Regions from separate parts of the Mus musculus genome. Here region 2 is linked to region 1. Evidence: chromatin contacts called from ENCODE Hi-C or POLR2A ChIA-PET data. All regions are on one chromosome and are shown on one strand. Each heading gives the region's core, a stretch centred on a gene start or an enhancer-like site at or near the end of the contact. The rest is flanking DNA. Distances are from core to core; before and after follow the strand shown.

Evidence for each region. Hi-C counts contacts between places; a loop is a spot of excess contacts on that map. ChIA-PET counts read pairs that join two places held with the same protein, here RNA polymerase II (POLR2A).
Region 2: a map of Patski shows a loop between it and region 1 (2.0-fold over the local background). The contact joins the enhancer-like site here to the promoter of Dnal4 in region 1. A Hi-C loop is called at or near these places in 1 of 37 maps with a recorded cell type or tissue (Patski). POLR2A ChIA-PET finds 5 or more read pairs at or near these places in 1 of 5 experiments (Patski).

The regions. Positions count from the first base shown.
Region 1 is chr15:79,772,172-79,776,247 of GRCm38, reverse strand. It overlaps Dnal4 (dynein, axonemal, light chain 4), which reads left to right and starts at 1,781. Exons shown (of 4, transcript NM_017470.2): 1 at 1,781-1,889. Gm30977 (a long non-coding RNA gene) reads right to left here and starts at 1,720. Exons shown (of 4, transcript XR_875488.3): 1 at 1,462-1,720.
Region 2 is chr15:79,877,625-79,881,849 of GRCm38, reverse strand. No RefSeq gene overlaps it. Among named protein-coding and RNA genes, the nearest start is that of Apobec3, 13 kb to the left of the region's middle. Within about 2 kb of position 2,339, at least 3 of the 3 ENCODE cell types and tissues checked have a DNase peak (open chromatin) inside an H3K27ac peak, as active enhancers do.

The DNA of each region.
Region 1 (4,076 bases), core at 532-3,031:
GGAAACAATAACCACTTGTCAGAAAAACACAGTAATATTAAGGACCAAAGCAAGAGCCCAAGATGGGAGCCAAAAATGAATTAGAGGTCTGGGGGACACAAGAGAGCCAGGTTACCCTGTTACCCAGTAGCTCCCACAAGGTAGCCTGCAGAAAAACACCCTATGATCCTCCATTCCGTTGCAGGAGATCCTGGAATCTGCACTGCAGAAAGATCTATAGGTACTACCTCTGTGATAGAGAACTGTGTGAAGGTTTCTGCGGTTGGTGCTGCCAGCAGGGAAGGAAGATGGTCTAACAATTGCTGTTGCTCCTCAGAAGGTCACTGGTAACCACAAGAGAGGGAATTTCAGAAACATCGTGGGAGTGGAAGCCAGATTGTGGTGGGCGGGAGAATGAATGGGAGGCGAGAAAGAGAGGATGGCAAACAAGGACCCCTTTGGGGGAGTCGTTTGTGTAAGTGACAGAAGTGAGAGCGTCATCCCCCTCAAAGGCTGCCCTTCATCTCCTGGAGAAAGTTGGAAAAGAGGATTAAGGAAATTTGAAGGCTGAGTAAGATTCGCCACAGACAGTCAGAACTTTCCAGGGAGGCTAGCTAGGAACTGTCGTGTGCTGAGCTGAATTCCTGCTGCCAAGTCTCAAACCAAGCCCAATGTGTGTGTTCTGGGTCTGTACACTCAAGCTAGGTTAATCCACTGTCCCAGATCAGACCTTGTTACCACTCTCCCCAAAGCTCTCCAGCAACCAATGACTCTATCTCACCTCACACCAGGGGCCACTTGTGTTTCAAACCTCTCTTTCTTCTGCCCTGCTTCTTTCTTTGTCTTCCCCTCTACTTGACCTACTATGTTGACCCTGCACTCCTACTACGTTGACCCTGCACCCAGGCCTCTTGGAGCTACCGCTGTCCCGCTCCCATTAGCATTCTGGTCATCTTGGGCTCTTCCCGCCTCGTTGTCCCACTTAAAAAGAGCCAGTACCCTGCCAGTCTCTGCTATAGAAGCACGCGGAAACGATTCCATTTCTTCTCATGGCTCTATACCTTCTGAACTGTGCCTTCCGCAGAATCACCAGCTAGTGGGGCTTCATTAATGATTGCATGATACGCATAGAATAAATGTTTAGATTATGGGGCATTCCACTGATCCATTCTTCTTCTTCACCTTCCCCTCAGCAAGAGGCTCTAACACTCTTTGGTCATTTCTTTCCAAGAATCAGAAGCAGGTTCCAGACAACTGCATCTGATGGTACAGGTGTCTCCCAGCCCCTGGGACAAAGCAACCCTGGAGGGTTTGCACAAGGGAAAGATCTGGATTCCTTCTCTGAGGTTATGCCTTGATTCTTTCCTTCAGTCTCTCTAGTTCTACACATTGGCCCAGACGGGATCACGGATGCTGTTAACAGTAAGCACTGTGTTGCGAATCAATGAGACAGTCACTCACTGTAAAGGACTAAAACACTACCTAAGTTCTGGTGGTTATCAGGCTCCTGCGGTCGTCGTAAAATAGCAGATCAGCGTCACGACACCAACAAACTGCATTTGTCATTTTCGATGTCGAAAACTCCCAGGGCAATACAGCTTTAAGAAGTTTGTTCCTCTACAAAGACTACTTCTGCCTGTCCGCAGCTGCTCCGGCAGGCTTAAGACGACTATGAGCGAAGCCCCACCTCCTCGGTCTTTAAGCCACGCCCCTCGCGTAAGCTCCGGCCTCCTAGGCCCCTTCGGAATTAATTGGCACTTCTCTACACCAATAATAAGTGATATTGCTGTCAACGTCCGGTGACGGGACGGGACTTCCGTGATGGTTGCTAAGACACTCTGGCTCGCTCCTTGACAACCCTGGCGGGGGTGCGCTGGCTGTGGCCTCGGCTCCGGCCCCCGCGGGAGCAGGTGAGGGCGCGGAGTGCGGAGGGCAGCGCGGCGGGGAGGGCTGGCCCTGAGGGAGGGCGGGAGGATGCGCGGGGCGGACAAGGCCTGGCCCAACGCTAGGCCCCACCTAGGTCCCCAGCCCGCGGTTCCCGGCCCAGGACCTCCCCTTGTCCCACGTAGGAGACCACGGAGCTTGGCAGTGACATTGCGCACCAGCACCACTTTGCAGGCCGCTCCTCCTCACTCATCTTGGGTCCTGTTTAGCTCCATGCCCTCGCATCCTCCCTGTTTTGACTCCCACTGCACTTTGTCCCCGCACCACCTCGCTGCTGACTGGTGGTCTAAATCGCCTCGTCCCAGATCACTTGGTTTGGAGATTTGGCGATACTCTGGGATTCTAGGCTGACTATTGCCCGACGGGGGGCACTCAGTCTTCCCATCTATAAAGTCGAAATTGGGTTGAATGGTCGCAAAGGCCTTTTGGACTCTGACGTCCTAGCATGATGTTGTGGGACTTAACTGTCAACGCCCCTTAGGATGTGTGTTCTCCTAACCTTTTATGTAATGCAAAGAATTTGGCAAACTTAAGTTGGATTCCCATTGGTAAGAACTACCTAAGATCTCTCTGGGCACCAGTCAGTGCATCTATAAAGCCAATAGTCTGAAGTTCATCTCCTTTGGCAAATGAAGTACAAAGGGTCCAGTCCAGTGTAGACGGTACTTGCTCACTTGTCTTTTTTCTGTGTGTATGTGCGTTCCTGTGTGTGCAGTTACATGTGGAGGCTGGAAGTCAACATTCGGTGTCTTTCACAATCACTCTCCACCTTATTGTCTGAGACAGGGTCTCCCTCTTTGATGCCAGGAGCTCACCACTGGGCTTCATGGCTAATGAGCTTCCAAGGATCCATCCTCTCAGCTGCCTCTCCAATGCTGGGCTCACAGGCATGGCCGCCTCACCCAGCCCTTTACACGGGTGCTGGGATAGAAAACTCTGGTCTTCATACTTTTGTAGCAAGCACTTTATAAACTGACCTCCACCCCCTAATTTCTTCTTTTTGTCTGTTATGACCTCACACTTTCCCTCCTGGGAAGAGCCCAGTGCTTTCCTGCGCAGTATCCCACTCAGTAGCCACTGTCTGCAGATGAACCTCAGGCCTGCTGTCTGGCTCTGCTCTTCCCCTGTGGCTAGGAATTCTTGGGGTACAGGAGTGAGGAAACTGAAAGAGGTTGGTACAGTGATACGAGGATTCATAGCTTCCCTTTTCCAACCATCCATGACTCTGCCATCTTTTCCTCCTGACTAAATGTCTCCATTTGCATTTTGCCAGCTGCTAGCATCAAGCTGGCCTGCCTATCTGTTCTACCTGGTTTCTTCCATGCTCTGGTAGGCTCATCCCTCTGAGAAAGTTATCAAGTTACCTTGATTCTCTCTCCGTGGGGTATCACACCCTCCCCATTCCTGAGACCATTCTGGCCTCTTAGGCCTGTTTTCTGGGCTGATCGCTGTAGCTTCCTGGCTGCCATCCCTGTCAATCCAACTCCCCAACCTCTGTGCTGCCAGCCACCCTGAAAGCTCCAAGAAGCCAGGCAAGGTCGTGATGCTTGCAACCCAAGGGCTTGGCTGTGTCAGCAGTATCACAAGTTCAAGGTCATCAGGAGCTCAGTGGTTCAGTGAGTTCAAAGCCACCCTGTGTTATGTGAGAGCAAAAACAGAATCCAAGGTTGTTTTTTTTTTAAATTTTTTTATTAAGTATTTTCTTCATTTACATTTCCAATGCTATCCCAAAAGTCCCCCATACCCTCCCCCGCCACTCCCCTACCCACCCACTCCCACTTCTTGGTCCTGGCGTTCCCCAGTACTGAAGCAAATAAAGTTTGCAAGACCAATGGGCCTCTCTTTCCAATGATGGCCGACTAGGCCATCTTCTGATACATATGCAGCTAGAGACACGAGCTCTGGGGGTACTGGTTAGTTCATATTGTTGTTCCACCTATAGGATTGCAGACCCCTTTAGCTCCTTGGGTACTTTCTCTAGCTCCTCCATTGGGGATCCCATGATCCATCCAATAGCTGACTGTGAGCATCCAGTAGAATCCAAGTTTTTATGCCTGGGTTTTAGGGCTCTCTACACTTCCACAACCCACCCCCAGCTTTTTTTCCCCCCTCCTTTCTCAATTGTGTTCTTTCTCCCAGTCCTGGGAAGCCTT
Region 2 (4,225 bases), core at 1,090-3,589, 110 kb before region 1:
TTATCTATAACAACGAATACACGATGTCTAAGGGTCAGAGAGAGGGCTCACAGATAAAGGCGCTTGCGGCCAAGCGAGGGGAGCACCTAGAAGAACAGTGGGATGAGCCACCTTCAGTCTCTCCCACTCACATGATAGAAGAATATGGATGTATACAAGTTTTCTGATCTCAGTATGTATATGGGTGTGTGAAAATGCATACCAGGAACAAACATAAAATAAAAGCAACTAATCAGAAAACTGCATGGCAAGCACAAAGACTGAACAGTTCTCCAGAGCAAGCATGAGATTGGAAATGCACGTTCTAAGACAAACAAGCAACCTTCAGGGAATGATTTTACACATGCAGCCATGAATCAGCATTGCAAGGGCTAGGAGGACATTTCATTTGCTGGACTAGCAATCTCATTGCCTCTAGTTATGAATCTGTGACTGTCAAAGCCTCGGAGCATGACAGTCTGAAGCCATGGAAACAGGTTCTATTAAAGGGCTTGGGAGGTTCGTTGCTAAAGAGCTGGTCTTACAAGCCTGGAGACCCGAGTTTGGATCCCCAGAGCCAACACAAAAACCCAGGGATGATTCTCCCAGTGAATGGCAAGATGGGAGTTGGAGCCCTAGAAGCATGGGGGCCAGTCAGCCTGCCCTTTGTACTGAAGTTCCCAGCCTGTGAGAAACTCTGGTTCAGGTAAAAGGAACAGGCCTGGAGGACTAACACCCAAGTTTGTTCTTTGCCTTCTACACACACACACATACACATATACATACACACACATATACATATATGTGTGTGTGTGTATATATATATATGTGTGTGTGTGTGTGTGTGTATTTATAAATCAATTAAAAAATAACCAACTCATCCCCCAAGAATAACCACGGAAATAATGCTTTTTGTTTGTTTGAGACAGGGTCTCTCTGTGTAGCCCTGGCTGTCCTGGAACTTGTTATGTACACCAGGCTGGCCTCGAACCCAGAGATCTGCCTGCCTCTGCTGGAACTAAGCATGTGCCATGAGACCCAGTCTGGAAATAATGCTTTTAAATACAGGACTGGTTAGCCTTTCCAGGGATGTGGCCTGGTTAGGAGAGTGCTCACCTAGCACGCATGAAGCCTGGGCTTTATTCCCCAGCTCTGTGCAGCAGCTGCTCAGCTCCATCAATAGCTCCAGCTGCTGGCACCAGCTTACAGCAGTTTAGTGGACGTCCGCCAAAGCTCTGAAACACCAGCTATGTCAAGGTCTGTACCACCACCCCTGTCAAAGAGGATGCTGACCAGGAGATGAACTCTGGTGTTCTCTAACCTGGAGGCAAAGGATGGCAATGGAGAGGCCATCATGCACTACCCTGGAGTCACCTGAAATGGGGCCACCTTACTATCACACCTACGCACACCCACAGGCTACCCCTTCACCTGCATCCATTCCTCACTCACTGGACAGTACACAGCCGCTCATGCTTTATAGCTGGCATCATGAGATGGCCAACAGGGTTGGGGGTGGGGAGGCAGAGCCCCTGCAAAACAGGCGGTCGGGGCTAAGGCAGAAAGGGCACAATGCTGATACTCTTCTGCTCTCACAGAGCCCTGCTAGCATCCACTCTGACTGGGTGGGTGAGAAGATGCTCACGTTTCCTGTGGTAAAACTGGAACCTGTGGCAGCGGCAGAATGAATGAGTCTGACTTTGAAGGTAGACTCGCATGGGTTGCTGATGCCAAGTGTCCCCAAAGGAACAAAAGTCATCTATTCTGTCGTAAATGGAAGTTACATGTAAAGAGAAAAAAAAACAAACAAAAAAAACAAACAAACAAAAAAAAACCAAAACAAAACAAAAAAAACAAGTATGGTGTTGAATGCCTGATAGCCCAGCACTGAGGAGGTGGAGACAGAAGACTCCGAAAAGTTTAAGGTCATCCTTAGGTACATAGTGAGATCCAGTCTAGCCTGGGCTACAAGAGACCCTATCTCAAAACCACGAGATTAAATTAACTTGTTCCTAAAGATGCAAAATGACAGAAGACAAGGACCTCCATCCCTTGGTACCACTGTCCTCTAAGCAAATGCATACTGTCACGTCCTTGCCGAAATGTTTGCAGTTCAGCTGTTAAGATAAGGAGAAAAATGATGTTGGGTACCAGATAGGGCTGTAGAACGTTTCACGGTGTCCCATTGGGAACACACAGAACAGGAAAGGAGTTGGTGCGCACACAAGCAAGCGCACGCAGCCTTGGAGCAAGCAGATGACATTGCTCATGCGCAGTGTGCAGAGCAGCCCTTGGCACTGGTAGGCCTCCAGCGTGAAGAATGTTGCCTGGCTTGCCACCTTGTTTTTCCTGCCAAAGTTATGATAAGAGGCTTTTCACTTACAGACGATTTACTTTGTGAGTCACGGGCCAGAAATGGTGCTTTGGGATCTGAGCCAGCAAGGAAGCAGTCCTGAGCTGGGAGGAGGGGCTCTGATCTGGGAACAAAGGCCTGGGTTCCTCCCGTGGCCTTCCGCGCAGAAAAGAGTTAATGGTCACGAGTGATACATCTGGATCTTGATTCTGGTCAAAGAAAGTAATAGCTTAAAAAAACCCGGGGGGATGGGAGGACAGCCATCTCCCCCAGTCTAAAGTTGAACGCGTTCTTCAGCATGCTCTAGAAAAGCAGGTAGGGGCAGGTCAGTGTGCATTCACTCAGGGGTGACAGAACCCAATTCCAAGGGGATCAAATGATAAATGGACCGAAGGAGACCTCTGGCTCCTGCAAGCTGCAGGTGCCTTGGCTCCGGCTCCTCTTTCTACTTGTCTCTTTTCAGACCAGTTTCTTGCAGTAGGAAACCGGTGGAAACAGCAGAGATGACAAGCCCTCTTCACCATCCTGAAGAAGGAAGAGGAACTTTGTGGGGGGGGGACCCCACCCCAAATTCCTGGGGGTGGGGTGGGGTAGGGGGAACGAATTTGAGATTGATTGGACCAGCAAAAGTCATGTGCTCACTTGTGACCCAATCACAGCGTAGCTGAGAGTGGCGGTCTCTAGTATCTGGGAGGAAGGAAGGCCTCCTGGGTATGAAGCAATTATTAATGTTTAAAATGATATTTTAGGGCTTGGAAAGATGGAGCCACTGGTTAAGAGCTCATACTACATTTGCAGAAGACCTGAATTCAGTTCCCAGCATCCACAGCAATTAGCTCACAGCAATTAAGCCCACCAGGCAGAAGTAAAAGACCACCAACTCGGCTAGCCCATGGTGGTGCAGGCCTTTAATCCCAGTGAGAGGCAGAGGCTGGCAGATCTCTGTGAGTTCAAGGCCAACTTGATCTACAGAGTTGATTTCCAGTTCAGCCAAAGCGACACAGAGAAACACTGTCTCAAACTAACAAAACAAAAGACCAGCCATTCAAATGGCCAAATTGGAGCAAAAAAAAGAAAATAAAGAAAAAGAAAAAAAAATTTAAATTGTGAACAGCAGCACAGAGCTGGTCCAGCAACCGTCTGCCCTAGTGCAAGTTTTAGAGGTCGTCCCTAGATGGGGAAGATGAGGGTTTTATAGCTTAGGAGACCGGGCTTTCCGAACAGGGGCTTTGGCAGACAAAGAAGCAGGGTTACAGAAGCAGAACAAGTTGGTCATGAGGAGCTCCTGAAAGAAAGGCATGGCTGCCATTTCTTGAACAGGAAGTACAGAAATGTGTAGCTGAGGTTCTACACGGGGCATAGCTTAATCCTTGAAAGAGGTTCATCATAAACAGGAATGAACCTAGTTCAACCTTGCTATAAGATGGCACTCAAGCTTAAGATGGAGGCAGGTTAGTTCATCAACAACCACCTATAACCAACTCCAGTTCCAAGGGAACTGGTGCCCTTTTCTGACTCTGGACACCTATACACATGTGCAAATACCATCCCCTCACATATACACATAATTGTTGTTGGGTTTTTGTTTTTGTTTGCTTTGGTTTTTACTTTTTTTTTCTCCTCCCCTTCTTCCTCCTCTTTTTTCTTTGGAGAGTCTTTGTGTAGCCCGGGGCTAGACTTGACCTGAGTCACCATATTACAGATATGTGTCACCATACCCAATGAATTTCATCTTTGGTTTTGGGACATGCAGGATCTCACTGTACAGCTCTGGTGACCTGTAACTTGCTATGTAGATCAGGCAGGTGCTGCAATGAATGGTGTACACCCGTATATCTGGCCCCTCATCTTTTAATTTAGAATCATTTCTGAAATCCTCCTTTTTTGGGGGGA